Linked DNA regions of Homo sapiens: region 2 is linked to region 1. A link is an interaction called in ENCODE POLR2A ChIA-PET data of the cell type or tissue named here. Cell type or tissue: IMR-90. All regions are shown on one strand. Links, peaks and the distances in the headings refer to the core of each region. The heading gives the core; the rest is flanking DNA.

The links. Peaks named below come from ENCODE experiments on the same cell type or tissue, not always from the same donor. Only the 100,000 strongest peaks of a DNase experiment are listed, where the experiment ranks them.
Region 2: POLR2A ChIA-PET joins it to region 1 with 5 read pairs; 3 of 35 experiments call an interaction of 5 or more read pairs at or near these places.

What each region holds. Positions count from the first base shown.
Region 1 is chr1:158,071,447-158,079,710 of GRCh38, forward strand. KIRREL1 (kirre like nephrin family adhesion molecule 1) reads left to right here. Exons shown (of 15, transcript NM_018240.7): 2 at 4,667-4,816; 3 at 6,545-6,694. Among named protein-coding and RNA genes, the nearest start is that of KIRREL1-IT1, 50 kb to the left of the region's middle. In IMR-90, for the core only: no CTCF peak of the experiment used is centred there; no DNase peak of the experiment used is centred there.
Region 2 is chr1:158,007,521-158,015,810 of GRCh38, forward strand. All of the region lies in intron 1 of KIRREL1 (kirre like nephrin family adhesion molecule 1), which reads left to right. Among named protein-coding and RNA genes, the nearest start is that of KIRREL1-IT1, 14 kb to the right of the region's middle. In IMR-90, for the core only: no CTCF peak of the experiment used is centred there; DNase peaks (open chromatin) are centred at 2,371, 3,401 and 4,351; H3K4me3 peaks cover 1,018 bases; H3K27ac peaks cover 7,226 bases.

The DNA.
Region 1 (8,264 bases), core at 1-8,000:
ACCACAGCTGTGATGGTGTCTGAAGGCAGGGAGGGAGCAAGATCAAAGCAGATGGGAATACACTTAAAACATACGCGCAGAATCTCACTGGCTGGCCCCAGACTGGAGCTGCCAGAATTTGACCCAGCAATGGTCTGTTTTCACTGTATGTCTGTGGTCAGGACCTTCCTGGTTCCCCTCCCACCTGGCCCCCGGGAGGCCACCTTCCCACCCCACATAGAGCAGTTTCCTTGTGTTTCTGTTTGGCACTGGTTTTATTTCCTGGAAGGGGGCGCAGGCATAGGGACGGGATTGAAATGTCATCCTCAGTCCAGGGCAGGCTCTGCTCTGTGGCGTGGATGGTGGACGGCCAGGCAACCAGGACCTGAGAGGCAGGTGTGCACACAAATGTGTGCCTAGGACACTTGCTAGGCCACTTGTCCTGGGTTTTTAGTGGCTTCTTGACACTCAAGGGCAAACCAACACCTCATCCCCCTTTTACATTGTAATGCTACTGGGTCCCCTCTCCCCTTCCTGCTAACTGATCAGCCATGCCCTGTCCGAGGCCTGCACCTCACTGCTCACTTTCTAGGCTTTCTCCTCTGCTCTCCCACATCCCCCTCGCCACCACCATATGTCAGAACCGTCCAGAGCCTGTTTCCCTTGCCCTTCCCTTCTCTGCTCCACATTCTCTTTTTCAGGGAGCTTCCCAGGACCGACTCCAAGTTCCACCCAGCATTGTTCCTCCTCTCACTGAGAGGAGGGTGCTGTCCTCTTCACCTGCCCAGCCTGTCTCTACCTCGGTGGAAGTCTGTGAGCCTTCTGGGGTCAGGGGCATGCTCTGCCTCCTTTTCTGGATGGTGGTTTCACAGGCAGGACTGTGGACTCGGATTTGCTCACTCTCACTCCCTCAGTCAACAGACATATTTGGAACACCCGTAGTGTGCCAGGCAGCAGGCCCTGCACCTGGTGATGGGCTTGACTATAAGTGGCACAGTCCAGACTCCTGGAGTTGCCCCTGGGGTAACAGCAGGGATGGGGTGGCCAGTGCAGTGTGGGCCCTACTACAGCAGAAGTGAGACGTGAGTAGGAAGACCTTGAGGGAACTACACGAAAGTCACGGGAGACTTCCCAGAGGAGGTGACTGTTTGAATCCCGAGGGAGCAGGGGGAGCAGTGTCCACCCCAGGGAAAGGCCTGTGCAAGGGCATGAAGAGGTGACAAAGGCCTCCTCTCAGTGAGAGGAGGAACAATGCTGGGTGGAACTTGGAGTCGGTCCTGGGAAGCTCCCTGAAAAAGAGAATGTGGAGCAGAGAAGGGAAGGGCAAGGGAAACAGGCTCTGGACAGTTCTGACATGTGGTGGCGAGGGGGATGTGGGAGAGCAGAGGAGAAAGCCTAGAAAGTGAGCAGTGAGGTGCAGGCCTCGGACAGGGCATGGCTGATCAGTTAGCAGGAAGGAAGGGGAGAGGGGACCCAGTAGCATTACAATGTAAAAGGGGGATGAGGTGTTGGTTTGCCCTTGAGTGTCAAGAAGCCACTAAAAACCCAGGACAAGTGGCCTAGCATCTGGGTACAGATCAGAGAGAACAGGACTTGGTGAAGGGAGACTTGGGGCGTTCCTGTAATCATAAGCCAGGTCGGCATAACCCAGGGGCATCTGAACTATATTTGGGATTCTATGTTGGCTGCAGGGGCTGTTTTGGGACCAGAAAACATTGCCAGTGGCTTTAGTAGGCCCAGGGTCTAGGCTGCCTTTCCATCCAATTAAATTCCCGAGATGTCTTTACTTCCCCTCCTTTCTGGACTCTCTGCAAGGTTATTACTTCCATGCCCCTGTGTCTGGACTGAATTGCTTCAGTCAGGCCTAAATCAAGAGGAAACTTCAAAACTGCCAGAAAGTCAGATACCACCTTCTTTGTCATGTTCCTATTCAGGTTTCCAGTTGTCCCTCTAATTGTCTAACTGTTCAGGAGAAATAATGATCATAGCTGCCATTTAGTGCATACAGGCAAGGGACTGTACCACGCATAGCATACACCTCATCTCATTTTACTTTGACAGCAATCCAGAAATAGACATTAACATTCCCCAGTTTACCAGGCAGGAAAATGAAGCTTAGCAAATAACTTGGCCAAGGTCACTGGGTGAGAAAGCCACACAGGCAATATATAAACCACAGTCTGTCTCCTAAACCTGTCCTCTTAGTATTTGGGCACAGAGGGATTTGGCGTTCCTCAGTCCAGGCTTGTCATTGTACAGGTGAGCAAATGGGGGCCCATATGAGGAATTGACACACCCAAGGTCACACCACTCCTCATCTCCACAAGACCCCCGTTTCCTGATTCTTACTTCAAGTGCTTCCCATCTCCATCTTGCCGCAGGGTCAGCTGCTTCTTCATTCCAAGTGGACAAGGAGCCAGCTGCTCACTGTCCTTGAGAGACTTCAGCGAGAGACCAGGGTGTCCAGGCTCCATGCAGGAAAGCCATGCGTATAAATTCCACCTCTGAGCCAGGGCTCACCAGCAAGCCCACTCTTAAGCCCTTGACTTGGGCTCCAGGGGCCATGGGAAGGAGAAACGTGAGTGTGGAGAGTTTGCAGCATATAGCTGCACTAGAGAAATGCGCAAGGATATGAATAAATTTGAATAATAATGAGGACAATGCTTGAATTAATAATGTTGGCTGCTCACCTGACCCACCCCTCCCCCAGGATCTCAGCACCTGCCACCCTGATCACTCAAAAGGGATTATCCTTTAGAAGACATGAATGAAAGGTCAGGTCAGCAGACTTGAGGAGCCACTCATGGAGTATGGGAGAGGGAGCCTGTTTCTAACTTCCTGGCCCCTGCAGACCCAAAGACCTAAATTTGCACACTTAATCAAGAGTAAAGAGTCTGCCTCATGCTAGATCACATTCTGGTTATCAGTCCACTCTAGGCCCCAGCTACCTCTTTTTCAGACCCCTTTGTGTGCAACAACCAGTGGGGATGGATGTCGGATGTTCAGGAGATTCAGATGGGGGAGAGAGCTTGGCCCTCTGCCTTAGAGGAGATGTTGGCATTCTGCTGGAACAGATAGGGCAAATGTCCTCACCTACTAGTTGCCCTCTACCCTGTGACAAACAAAATCATGGACATTACCCCTGATCATTTGAGAGAGGAAACCCCGTACATAGTGATAACAGCAGGGCCGAGTGACGCGACCGGTTATATTTGCCCAAGAGGCCAAGGAATTGGGCTAGGAGGGCTTCCTGGAAGAGGGACATGTAGAGCAGGTTTGAGGAAAAAAGGAGAAATGGGGCTGGTGAAGAGAAAGGAAGGAAGGGGATGAGACTAGGATCCCACTTCTGTGGTGGCTTAGAGGGACATCTTGGAGTGGCGAGGGGTGAGTTAAGTTTGCTTACACACAGGAGTGATGATGGGGCAGATAAATTTTAGAAAGCTCTGTTAGGAAAAGGTCAGATTTGGGGATTGTGGCCTCTGCAGATTCATGAGCTGTGGAGGGAAAGAAGAAGGAGGAGGCCGTGACTTTTGGGGAGAGCCGATTTCAGTTACCTGGTATGACAGGTTGGGAGCATGGCAAGGAAGTCCCAGAACTCTCCTTTGCTGTCCTTCAGTCACTCCCTTGTCCCCCTTCTCCTTTCCCCACAACTTGGCAAAGGAACCTGAGCCCCATAGCTCACATAGCTCTGCAAGGAGCCTAGGCCTGCCCCACCACTGGGGCCGACCAGTGCTGGTTGGAGCCAGTGGGTGGGAGTGGTGGGGGAGAAAAAACCCGCAATGCAATTCCCTGCTCCATTTAGGCTCCACAATTAAAGGCAATTACTCTGCAGTTCTCTAATCAAATGCTCCCGGCCGAGCTGCCAGCCGGGCAGCCATGTGTAGCTCCCACAGCCGGAGGGAGAGTGGAACAAAGTCACGTGGCCTCTCAGCTCCCACAGTGAAGGAGGCGGGGTGTGTGCAGGTGTGTTCATGTGTACACACTTAGGCCCCCCTGCACTTGGGAGCGAAGGATGAACACACAGAGCAGGGCACATGTGCCAAGAAGTGGGTTCAGAGCTACTTTGTTTTGGATACACTTTCCACCCAGGAAGCTTCTATACACACATGTGGACATGCTGGCTTTATAGTATCTACCCTGATGTATTCGTGGAGGAATTGTACCTGGCATAGTTGCACATGAGTGTTGGTTCACATTGACTCCCATCAGCTCACATGACACGCGTCTAAGTAGGAGTCATTAATGTGGGGGTGGGCTGGGGCAATGGGTAGTAGAGGAACAGCTAGGACCTGGATGCAGGGGCTCAGGTTCTAATCCCAGCTCTGCCATTAACTTGCCCTTGAGTAAGTTACTGTCCTCCCTGGAAGTCAGGGTCCTCCTCTGTAAAATGAGAGGGTTGGACTAGACCCATTTTTAAGGCCCTTCTGTAACAGTGCACTATTTTCTGTGATTGCTGAGCACTTCAGCTCCTGAAATCCATTCCCATGGGTCTCAGAGGGAGGAAGGAATAAAGGGTAAGGACGTGGCATCTTGAAACAAAGGGGTTGAGGCTGAAGGGGGGCAGGGACCGGAGAGTCCCCATCCCCAACTGGAGGCTCTCCCTCCTTCCAGCTGCATGGTGAGGGGGACCTCTTAGAGGAGCCCCTCTCCTTACTCATCTTACCCAGTGCTGGCTTTGGCTTTGCAGGGACCCAGACCCGCTTCAGCCAGGAGCCAGCTGACCAGACGGTGGTGGCTGGACAGCGGGCCGTGCTCCCCTGTGTGCTGCTCAACTACTCTGGAATTGTGCAATGGACCAAGGACGGGCTGGCCCTGGGCATGGGCCAGGGCCTCAAAGGTGAGTGCCTGGCTACCCAACGTCCAAACTGTCCCATCTTCTCCGCCATTCCCCACTTCCAGCATAGATTCCTGGACTCACCATCCCTTAGTTCCCTCACCACCCTCCTCTGTGCCACAGCCTCCCCTCTGTCTCTGCTACTGAGCTCCATTTCTACAGCTTTCCCACCCTGCAGCTCTACCTTTCCTCCCACTGAGGACTGACTTGAGGAAGGCAGTACGAAGCCTGAGAGGTCAAGGGAAACCAAGAGACCTTTATATAAGAGAGTTTCAGGCAGACACAGACCCTGTGAGGGGAGCTGCAGGCAGACAGCTGTCTAGCAGGAGGTGCTGGGAGACTCCAGAGTCTGCAGCAAGGGTAGGAGAGGGCACAGGCAACTTCTGTGTCCCGCAAGTGTCTCATGCCGGCCTGGCTCGGCTCCAGCCTCTCTCCTCCCCGCTGCCCAGGCGATGTCTGCTCAGAGGCCAAAAACTCATTTTAATATCAGCCTGAGCATTCATTTATTTATTCATTCAACAAGCCTTTATTAAGCACTGGCTATGTAGCTGGTGCTGAAGCAAACATAATGAGTCAGTCAAACACAAAAAAACCAACTTCCTATATTCTAAAGCAAGTAAAGAGACCTTTGGAAAGGCTGCCTGGCAGAGTGGACACCTGGGTTCTAGTCCTGCCTCCGCCAGCTGGGTGACCTTAGGAAAGCCACTTCACCTCTCTGGACCTTCATTTACTGTGTGAAGCAGGCATAGTGGTTGCAGGCCGGTCTGCCTTAGAAGTGCATTTGTGAGTTTTGAGCCAAATGGGAGAAGAGATTTGTAAAAACATATTTTAGCTTTAAAGCACTGTAAAGAAGTAAGTATGGGTGTGGGGGATGGGCTGTATATTTTTATTCTTATAATTGTTGAGGGAGTTGAGATTATTTGCTGTGAGTTCCATGTGTTAGTACAGGTAGAGGAAATTCGTCTGTGTAGAGCAATCCATATAAGGGAAAGAGATGGGTCTGGTAGATCTATTGATGATAGAAAGAGAAAGAAACTGGGAGAGAGAGTGAGATCAATAGATATGGAGTGAGAAGAATCGATAGCCTCTGGACAGAGGGAGATCATGGGAAGGAGCTGATGGTGGGAATGTGAGGGGAGGCTGGGAAGCAAGAAGCGGGTGGGGGAGCCTGGAGGAAGGAGGGCAAGGCCCACTGCCTCAGCCACTGCTTCTGCAGGAAACCAGGACTCTTTGGTTTAGGAGCTCCTCTGGGGAGCCAGCGGTCCCCTGCCTCATCCTTCCTCCCTGGGCCTGCCTTGGGCTTCCCTCTGCCTTATGAGTCCTGCAGAGGTGCTCCCATGAGCTCATGTCTGTGCTGCGATGCCCTATATTTCCTGGCGCCCACACACTCGCTCTCCCTCTCTCCCCCTCTCCTTTGCTCCCTGCTGTGTGCCTTTTTCTCTCCTCTTTCTCCCCTATTATTATGAGAGGCATTTGTCTGCAAACAGCCTTGGAGATTTCATCTGCTCCTGCTAGCCTCCCTGCTTCAGCTGCCCTCCTGTCTGCTCCTCCAGCTGTATGGCTCCCAGCCTCGCCGTGAGGTGTCGTGGCATCAGGTGTCTGTGTCTGGGGCCTCACCTTCTCACCTGTCAGTGGTGTCCCAGGAGAGGGCAGAGGGAGGAGTACTGGTGTGGGATGGCTGAGGATGTGTCCTTGTTTCAAGGTTGGGCCTCATTCTTTCTGTTTCTGCAGCCTGGCCACGGTACCGGGTTGTGGGCTCCGCAGACGCTGGGCAGTACAACCTGGAGATCACAGATGCTGAGCTCTCTGACGACGCCTCTTACGAGTGCCAGGCCACGGAGGCCGCCCTGCGCTCTCGGCGGGCCAAACTCACCGTGCTCAGTAAGGACCCCAATACCCTTCAGTACTTCGAGGCCCTGTCTCTCTGTATCCTGGCAGTCTCTCCCACTCTCCAGTTCCCTCTTTAATTTCCCAGCTTCTCCCTCTCTGTTACTGGCCTTATCCCTGCCCTAATGCTCAAGTCCAGGTAGAAGAAAGTAAACCAGGCATGTGGGAGACGTGGGGTGCTGGCGGGACGTGAGCTGTGTGAGGCCCAGCATCCTCTCTGCCGCAGCCAGTGCCTCGGCCACTCAGGGACAGGGCCTTCTGCCTTTTAGAAACAAGGCTGTGGAGACAAGAAGCAGGGACGTATGGAGTGATGGAGACCCGGGCCCTCCTTTCCCAGCTGTCCTGGCTGGCAGGCTTGTTGGTGAGGGGGCGTCTCCCTTCCACTTTCCTCTCAGCTGCCTCGGAGACCCCAAACGGCCCCCGTGCCCCTCCTTCCACCTCACCCTAGCCTCACACAACCCTTCTTCCCTCAGCTGCCTCCTTTCCTCCCTCAGTGCTCACCCTTCCTCTCAAATTCACCTGGGGGCCTCCTCCAGGAACAGGGGAATAGGACTGGAAGGAATGGGCCTTGAGGCTGAAAACTGGGGTGAGGGGTGGGAGGGATGGGGTCCTGCTGTGTCTGGATGGCTGCTGGCTCTTGGAAGCCCTGCAGCTCTTGGAAGCCCTGCGCCAGCCAGGCAGCCACCCACTGGGGGACCGAGCAGATGTCCCTCTATGGTAACCCCCGAGGCCATTTGCATAATGAGGGGACTCTCTCCTGCAGCAGTGCCACAGAACCGGAAGGAGGCCAGCTTCAGCACACCCCTTGCCCCCCCTCACCCACTCAGCCCCCAGCCTCTCTCCAAGCCTCACTCTTGCAATACCTCTGAATCTGCCAGTCTTCCTGTTCTCTCCAGCCCTGTTGTCTCACTGGGCCTCTGCCTCTGTTGTGCTTTCTGTCTTGGGCTTGGACTCTGTCCATCTGTGACTCTCTTTCTTCCCTATTTACATTGACTCTGTCCCTTTTTTTTCTGCCTCCATTTGATATGTTTTGCCCCTCTTCCTTTCCTTCCTTCTAACTTGAAATCACTGAATTTGCGGGGAGCCCCCAAGATGGATGGGAGAAAGGAGAGAGGAGCTGAGATGAGGGAGTTTGGGTACAAGGAAGGTTTTCTGTTGTTTGTTTGGTTGGTTGGTTGATTGGTTGGTGTTTTTTGAGACAGAGTCTCTGTCACCCAGGCTGGAGTGCAGTGGCATGATCTCGGCTCACTGTAATCTCCACCTCCCGGGTTCAAGGGATTCTTGTGCCTAAGCCTCCTGAGTGGCTGAGATTACAGGTGCCCGCCACCATGCCTGGTTAATTTTTGTATTTTTTAGTAGAGACGGTGTTTCACCATGTTGGCCAGGCTGGTCTCGAAATCCTTACCTCAGGTGATCCACTCATCTTGGCCTCCCAAAGTTCTGGGATTACAGGCATGGGCCACTGTGCCCAGCCTGTTGTTTTGTTTTTTGTTTTTGCAAGGAGGGAGGTGAGAACATAACAAGTCCTCAGAGCATAGTGGAAAGAGAGAGTCCTAGACTGCTG
Region 2 (8,290 bases), core at 291-8,290, 64 kb before region 1:
TGGCCAGGTGACATGCTTTGCACACACACAGGCAGAGCCCCCCGACACCTCAGGAGAGGACTGGGGTGGAATGTAAGCCCTCTGAAGAAGAAGAGCTCGTGTGTCTGGGGGGAGAGTGCAGCATGGGCAGCCTGTCCTGGAGTTAAACCGGGCTTCAGCTTGGAGCCTGCTTGTGGGCAGCCTGGGTTTGCTTGAGGATAGTGCACCCTTTAAGGGTAGGAGGGTAGGACAACTATGGCCCGGAGTCCTGGAAGTGCAGCTAGCCCTGCAGCTGGCCATCCACCAGCAGCCCCTGTGCCCTCGCTTCTCTCTGCCCCCGAGCCGGATGCTCCCCGCTCCTGCTGTCCTTCCCTGTCTGTTGGTCTGTCACTCTGCAGGAGTGAAGTGCGCCCTGCTCCTGAAGCATTTGGAGCTTGATAATTTGTGGATTATAGCTAACTCTCGATAAAGATTCCCCTAATTGCTTGGCTCACCTCAGGTTCTATCATCAAAGCAAAGCCGGGAGGCCCCCCTCTCGCCCTCCTTTTCTTTTTATTATCTCTTAATTAATCATTCTGGCTTTCACACTTAGCAGATAATTACAGTCTCCTGGGCACGCAGCTCATTTTCATAACCTCCTGCTCCTAGCCGGCAGCGAGGGGGGTGGGGAGGAAGAGGGAGAGAAGGGGAGAGTGGGAAGAGACATGTTGGAGGAAGGGGGCGGGGCGCAGTGAGAAGAAAGGGACACTTGGGGTGGTAAGGCAGCCTGGGAGCCAGAACCCCTGGGCTGCCCAGCAGGCCCCAGGGGTCTCTGCCAGAAGGCAGGAGGCTGTGCCCCTTGGGGAGGCCTCACCTGGTCCACAGTGCTGGCTGCTGGCACAGGCTTTATCCCCGGAGCTCCCCTGGCCTGCCCTAGGGGTACAGCAGGAGATGTGTATAGGTTGGTGGCCAGAAAGCTTAGTGAAGAGCAGGAGATAGTCCCCAGTGAGGTTCAGTCAACCGTGTGCTGGGAAGTCGAGAATCGCTGTGATAGGGAAAGGAAGGGCAGGGCCACCATCACAACAGGACCTGGACCCTGGCCTGGGAACTTTTCTGTTTGTGGGGAGCAGGACACCTCTCCTGAGGCTTGAGCCCCTGGAAATGACCAGGGAATGATCACTCAGTAGTAGGATCAGATGAAGAGAGAAAGGGCTCACCTTTACTCAGCACCATGTGGGAGCTGCGCCAGGTGTTTCACAGTGTGCTCATCATGCCCGTTTTAGAGATGAAGAAAACCATGGCTCAGAGAGCGCCTGTCATTTGTTCGAGTCACAACAAATTAAATCCAGGTCTGTCTGGTTAGTTGTAAAGGTCATGTTCGTACCACCCAATGGCCCTGTCTCCATGGGGTCAGCACAGGACAGGATGTAATGGAAAAAGGGAGGGAGGGGACACCATTCCTGCTGGGCCCTCCCCTCTGGACCCAGCAGATGGTCAGCTCTGCTGTCACCTCGGGGCTTTCCTTGGGCTTTCATCCCAGAGATAAACAGAAAGGACACCCGTCCAGATGATGAATTGAGAGGCCCAAGAGACAGAAACCTTTGCCCGTGAGTTGGACACACAGTTGGACCAGGGGACCCTAATCTCTAGTGTGTCTCGTGTCTGTCCCTCGTTCCTGTTCCTCAGCAGTTCTTTGTGCCCCAAGCTTCTTCAGGTCCCCGAGAAGCGGATGGGGGACATGGAAAAGTCCTTCTTTCCCTGGACATATTGAATTTTCTTTCATGACCCTAGTCCAGTGTGCCTGGTTTTTAGAATTAAATGAGGTGGATCCTACTTCTTTGCCATTAACTAGCAGTGAGATCCTGGAATATAAACTTTGAGTCTCAATTTCTTCATTGGTAAATGGGAATCTTGAAAAGACTGGTGACAGTATATGCAAAACAGAGCCTCTGACCCATGATAGGTGCTTAACAAATGGTGGCTGTTGTTACTACTACCATTATTATTACCACCATACATGAAAGCACCTGGCTTAGCAGACAGCACATAAAGCAAGTTAGTTTCTTAACAAGTTTGTGAGGGAGGGAGGGTCCTTTTGTTCTACTTCCTCGAAAAAGGAGGGAAGGCACACAATTTCTACCTTGTGCTGCTTCTAGGGTGTGCTATTGAGAAAAGTCATGGCAGCCTGTTCTGGTATAATTCTTCTTTCCACAAATAAATTGCCTGTTCAAGCTGGGGCTGCTTCTGGCTGAAAGCTCATTGGCACCCAGCTCCAAGCAAGGCTGATCTTGCCTCTGCCGCCTGCCAGACCTCAGATTGCCCACCTCAAGCCTGTGTGCCAAAGGGTTAAACATAGCGAGTTAAACATAAAAGGGTTAAACATATCACATGGCTTGCAACTTCTGACTCAGCTTCTGGTTTCCTGGGCATTACAATAGGAACATCTATATTCAGGAGGCAGTATGGAAAGAGCACTGGATTGCAGGTCTAGATGTGGATTTTAGCCCCATTTGTGCCTCTACTGGAGAGACCTTACTCAGTGACCTGGGCCTATTTTCTTATCATAAAATGAGAAGGTTAATTTCCAAGATTCTTTCTGGCTGCACAGTTTTCCAACTCCTTCCTATCCGGTAAGAGTTCATGAAAAGGACTGGCTCTTCCCAAATGAGGCCCTGGATCTCTCTGATTTGGTTTATAAGCCAAGGCCAGAGGTACTGATTTCAGAGGGCCAGAGCAGGGGTATCCCAGGAGCAGCGTTTGCTCAGGAACCAGGGTGGAAGCAAACATTTCATGCATCTTCAGATCTGGTCTGAACTTGGGGTAAGGAGAGCAGGAGTCCCCACCATAAACACACACACACACACACACACACACACACACACACCCCACACAGTCCTGAGAATGTCACACACATGCATACACACACACACACACACACACACACACACACACACACACACACACACACACACACACACACACTGTCCTGAGAATGTCCCAGCCTGCCCTGGAAGGTGGGGACCTGGACCAACGGTGTGGGTGCTTGTGTATGCATGTTGATAAGAGTTTCTCCCCGAAGAAACATGCTCTGGCTTTGCCCTGAACTTTAGCTTTGGTCTATGAAAAGGTTTTGCTGAATCTTGTGGGAACATAAACATTCGGCAGATTTCTTTCCCTGAAAGCTATTTCTTCTCTTTTTCTGGGAACTTTTGCCAGCAAGATCAAGGGCCCTCCACCCTTCCCTCCTCCCTCCCCTTTGCCTGAGACACCCAACCCCCTTTCTCCTCCTCTCCTAAATGAAAACAAAGTTAACTGGTGTGTACTGGGAATCATTTCAGAGCAAACTGGGCCAGAAGAAAGGAGTAAAGCAAACAGATAGCTCTCCCAAGAGGAGAAATTATAAGAAGGGAAGGGAGGAGAGAGAGAGAGAAAATAAGCCAATGGCATCAGTGGTGAAAAGTGAATTCCAGACATTTAAAATTCTTTTGGTTTTAATCATCTCAGAGGCTGACCAGAGCTGAGCTGTGGGGGCAGGGAAAAAATGAAAACCAGGGCCCTCTACTTGGAGCGGGCTGGAATCTCAGATTGTCTGCAAAGACCGACAGCCTTCCTATGCAAGCTGCTCACTCTTCTCAGCCCAGGCCCTCATGACCTCCTGTGTCTGACTGCAGATGGTTTACCGCCTCCGGAGAGCCCATCCTGACTAACCCTCTCTTTTTATCTCACTTTACACTCGGTTTTCAAGCACTGACCTTTCAGTTTTCCAACCGGATTGCAAGTTCCCCAAGGCCCTGGATTATGTTTTGTTAAAAGCAAAACTAACAAACGACAAACCAAAGCCTCTTTCATAATTATGCCTTGGTCCCCTGCGTGAGGGTTGGACCCTCGGAGAAGCCCCAAGGCCTCTTCCTCATCTGTAAAATGGGCTGAAGAGCTGAGCCCAGCCTTGAAGAGACTCTAGAAGGAACCGGAAGCTGGGAGAAGCCTAGCGGCTGGTGCCTCCTCTGTGCTGTGCTCTATTGGGCACTTCAGGATTCTCTCAAGGCTGCCCTGTGGGAGGGGTTGGAGGCATTTCGCTGAGGCCTAGGGGAAGTAGAGGGTCTTATTGTCCCCTTTCTCAGGGGTAGGTCTGGTTGGCAGTGGGTGAAGCTCCTGGACACAGGTGGCTGGGAGATGGGATGGGGGATTCCAGGCTCTCTCCTTCCCTGGGCCACAGTGGGTTTTAAGGTGAAGGAGGGAACCAGGAAATCTTGCCAGCTGTGGAGAGGTGATTGGTGGGAGGACCGGAGGGCAGCAGTGGGGGAAGGAGCCTGGAGGAGAAGCAGGAGGCCAGGCAGTGGCCACGAGGACGTAGTCACACGCAGAAGCCTCCTTTCCCTGGACCGGGTCCCCTCTGTGGTCAGCATCTTTCTTCTTTCTGAGCTCCCTCCCCCAGCTCTTCCCCCTCAATGTTGAGCTCTCAGTTTCTTTCTCCATCTGGAGGCAGCTCTCTTCATTCTCATGACCACCAGCTGTTTCTCCCACTTTCCCCCTCCCACTTTCCCTCAAACTTTGATTCCTGGGCCTTTGGACTTAGGTCTGTTTTTCATAGTGTATCTCCCACCCCTGCTTCCCTTCCCCAATAAGATTAAAAAATGTAGAGCTTGAGGGTAGATTAGAGTTGACCTTAGAATAGGAGTCAGGTGACCTGGATTTTAATCTCAACTCGTCTTATTGGACTGCTTTCTCTTGGGCAAGACATGTGCTTTTTTGGGGCCTTGGTTTATTCAGTAGTAAAATGAGGAGCTCCGTAAATGATGCCTGAGGCCAGATGCTTTTCACCTTCTGGAAAAAAGAGCAAGATCTGGAGTTCAGACTGCTCAGATTCAAGGACCTGTCACCTCCTACCCGTGTGACCTTGTGCAAGTCACTTCACCTCTTTGTAGGAGAACAGTGGCATCTGCTTCATGGAATGATGATAAAGACTGCATTAAATTACCTGCATAGAATGTGTGGCTTGGTACCTGAGACACTGTAAGCCAGTGGTATAAGTTAGCTCTTATTGTTAAATACTAACCTTTTTTTTGGTGTGGTGTAATAAAAAGAGTCCTGGATTTGTAATCAGGGACCTGAGTTCACATTCCATCTTCCTTTCCAATTGTCTGTGTGACCTTGTGCAAGTCTGTTTCCCTAATGCTTTATAACATGGAATTCATAAGTCCTGTTTTGCCCCTCACTGGGAGTTGTGAATATAAGTTAATGTAAAGTCTATAGGGGCAAGGGCCTTCTTTGTCTCAGCCTCCCATTACCCGCCTAGTGCATGGGCACTCAACAAATGTGAGATAAATGATAGTGTAAGTTACTAATCTATGAACAAAGAAACTGAGTCCCAGAATGGGGAAATGACTTGCTTAAGCTGGACACAGCTAACCCTTTGTTGTGGGGGCTGTCCTGTACATTGGAGGATGTTTAGCTTCATTCCTGGCCTCTACCTACTGGAAGCCAGTAGCACCCCAGTCTCCAGGTGTGACAATTTAAAATGTCTTCAGACATTTCCAGATGTCACCTGGGAAGTAAAATTGCCCCAAGTGAGAACCACTGAGCTAACCAGAGGAAAAGCTAGAACTGGAAATGAAGTCTTCTGACTCCCCTTCCATAGCTTTTTCTAAAATGCCACACTGCTGTCCATTTCTCCCTTTATCCCATACCCCATAAAATTTAGAGAGAGAGGTTTATGTTGTTGAGGATGAAGTAAAGTATTTTGTCTTCTAGCCCATTTCAGAGATAATTTCCACATAAGCTGCGACTGACCTGTCTGTCCTGGGTTAGGGCTAAGGAAGGAGGCAGGTGGCAAAGAGAGTCACCTGGGCAGTCCACTAAGCAGAGTGGACGGAGGACCTGACTTCCCCTAGAAGCATGCCATGTTTGTGATGAGGATTCCTGGACGATCTACCACATCTCCACCCCGAGCAGATAAAAGCAGACTCCTTGTGATGCCAGACAGAACTGTTTTGGGTTTCAGGTGCCTACGGCTCCCCGTTTCTTCTCACCTTGCATACCCCACCCCATGCCCCACAGTAGCTCTGAGAGGACCTAGGGCATCGTAGAGTACAGTTTGAAAATTACAGATTTATTCCAACCCTTGAATGTTACAAATGAAAACCAAGACTCAGAGGGTAAGTGACTCGCTGCCCCACAGCAGTGACCAGAGCCACAAGTTCCACCTTAGTCCCCTGCCCTTGCTCCGCAACCAAGGTGTGTGTACACCTCCCGCCGACTAGAAAACTGCCACTTCATCTAGGCTGTCTCCACGGACCTCCCTGCCTCCCCTACCATTCCCCACTGCACAGACAAAAATGTCCTTTCTGGGGTGGGGGTGGGAGTAGGGGTGGTGACTTAAGGAGCTTACTGTCCATTAATTGCTAGAGGAAGGTGGTGGTCCCTGGAGGATTTTAGGTGACACTGCTCCTGGGACTGTCAGCAGATCCCCCACCTTCCCTAGAGATGCCCTTGTTTTTCAACCTCTGCCCCCATCCCTCCTAAGGGGCCTATTCTTGCTGTCATGGCAACCAGGGGATTAGGACCAGTTTGGAAGCCCAAAGATATGGGAGAGGGCTTAGTAAGAAGGCAGGTGGAAGGAGGAAATGAGAGAATGAGGTGATGATAAAAAAACAGAGCTACGTGGGGGAAGTGGAGGGCAACGAGGAAGGTAAAGGGAAGGGGGAGATGAGAGAGACCTCACTAGAGTAAGAGAGAAAAAGGAGGGAGGAGGGGGAGGGAAGAGAGAGAGAGAAACCTCAACTTTTATTTAAAATCAGAGAGCAGTTGTAAGCCTGGAGTTGTTGCCATGGCAACAGCAAAGAAAAGAAGATAGAGAGCTTGTGAAGCCATGAAAACCCAATAGGGGTAAATGTTTAAAGCCAGGAACAAAAACCATTCAGAGATAATTAAGTAACCGGCCGCAGGTTCCATACTCCTGCCCATTGTCCGGGACTCTGCCTGAGATCCTAGCCTCCTTCCCGTCTTGCCTTCTTCTCCCACCCTTTACTCCTTCCCCTCACTCACAAGGATTTCAAAGCAGCAGCCAGGGAACACCCGACCACCCTCCCTGTAATCTTCTTTCCTTTAGCGAGGGACTGACCTGCTTACTCCGGTCCCAGTCCCTTAGACCGACACTGGGCGAGCTTTCTCTCCTTCACTATTAAGAGAAATATAGTCTTTATGGGGGGGGGGGGGCGGGGGGAAGGAGGTTTTAGTCAGATAAATGGAAGAACTTCTTGACGCTGAATTGCTACATGGATAACTAAGTTGTGGACTTTTCTTTCCTTCCTTGGATACGACAGGCAAGGCCCACCTCTGTGTTAACTGCGGCCCTCTAGATCTCTGAATTGCTAGGATTCTTGGGGTCTTCCTCGGAAGGGGAGGTGCGTTCTCCTCCTTCCGGTGCTTTACTGGGACTATTTAACTGTGTTTAATGCTACCACTAATTCCTCTTTGAATGCTTCTTAGGATTTTTCCAGCAGGCTTAATCTTCCCAAGCCTCAGGATGGCCACAAGCTAAGCTGATACTTTGGGGGTTAGGTGTACTCTGAAGAAATTTTTTTTTATTGCCAAAGTACTCTTTTGTTTTTTAAATGAGTTTCATAAAGTCACCTTACTCCTACCCCAGACATCACAACAGCTGGCTGGCCCCTCACCCCATCTCCTTAGGGAAATAATCTTTTGAGTCCTGCCATACCTTCAGTGTCTCCTAAGAAACTGTGAGTATCAGAGAGGGCTGTGATGTCCTTTTCTTCCTCTCATCTCTGATGCAGTTCTGAACTGGGGGCCAAAATAGCTAAGTAGGAAGAGTCCTGTTTTGCACCTGCAGCACTCCCTCGCTCCTGCCCGCTGTTATCACCCACCTCCAGTCCCTTCCTGCAGATACTCTCAATGTTATCCTCAGACTAAGCCAGACCATTGGAGAGTTGGGAACCAAGATGGAATGGTTTTGGCCCCTTAAAGAATTGCTTTTACTGAACTGAGCATTTGGTGCTGTGCCACCAGCCCTCACTGAGGAATGCTTTAAGGAACAGCCCTGTGAGACTCCTTACTGCATTTATGGTAGGAATGTTGTCCAGGACATGGTTCAACACATCACAGTGTCCTTTTATGAGGATCCACAGGAGAAAGTTCCAGAGCTACTTTACCTAAGCTTCTGGTTCATTTTTTTATGGTTACTGTAAATTGTATCATGAATTTTGAAATTTTCCTCTTTGCACTGACTGCTTGGAAGCTCAGAGCTAGACCTTGTAGTTCATCTCTGATGAGGCACTTAGGATCTTATGGCATATATTTAGTATATTAGTTTTAC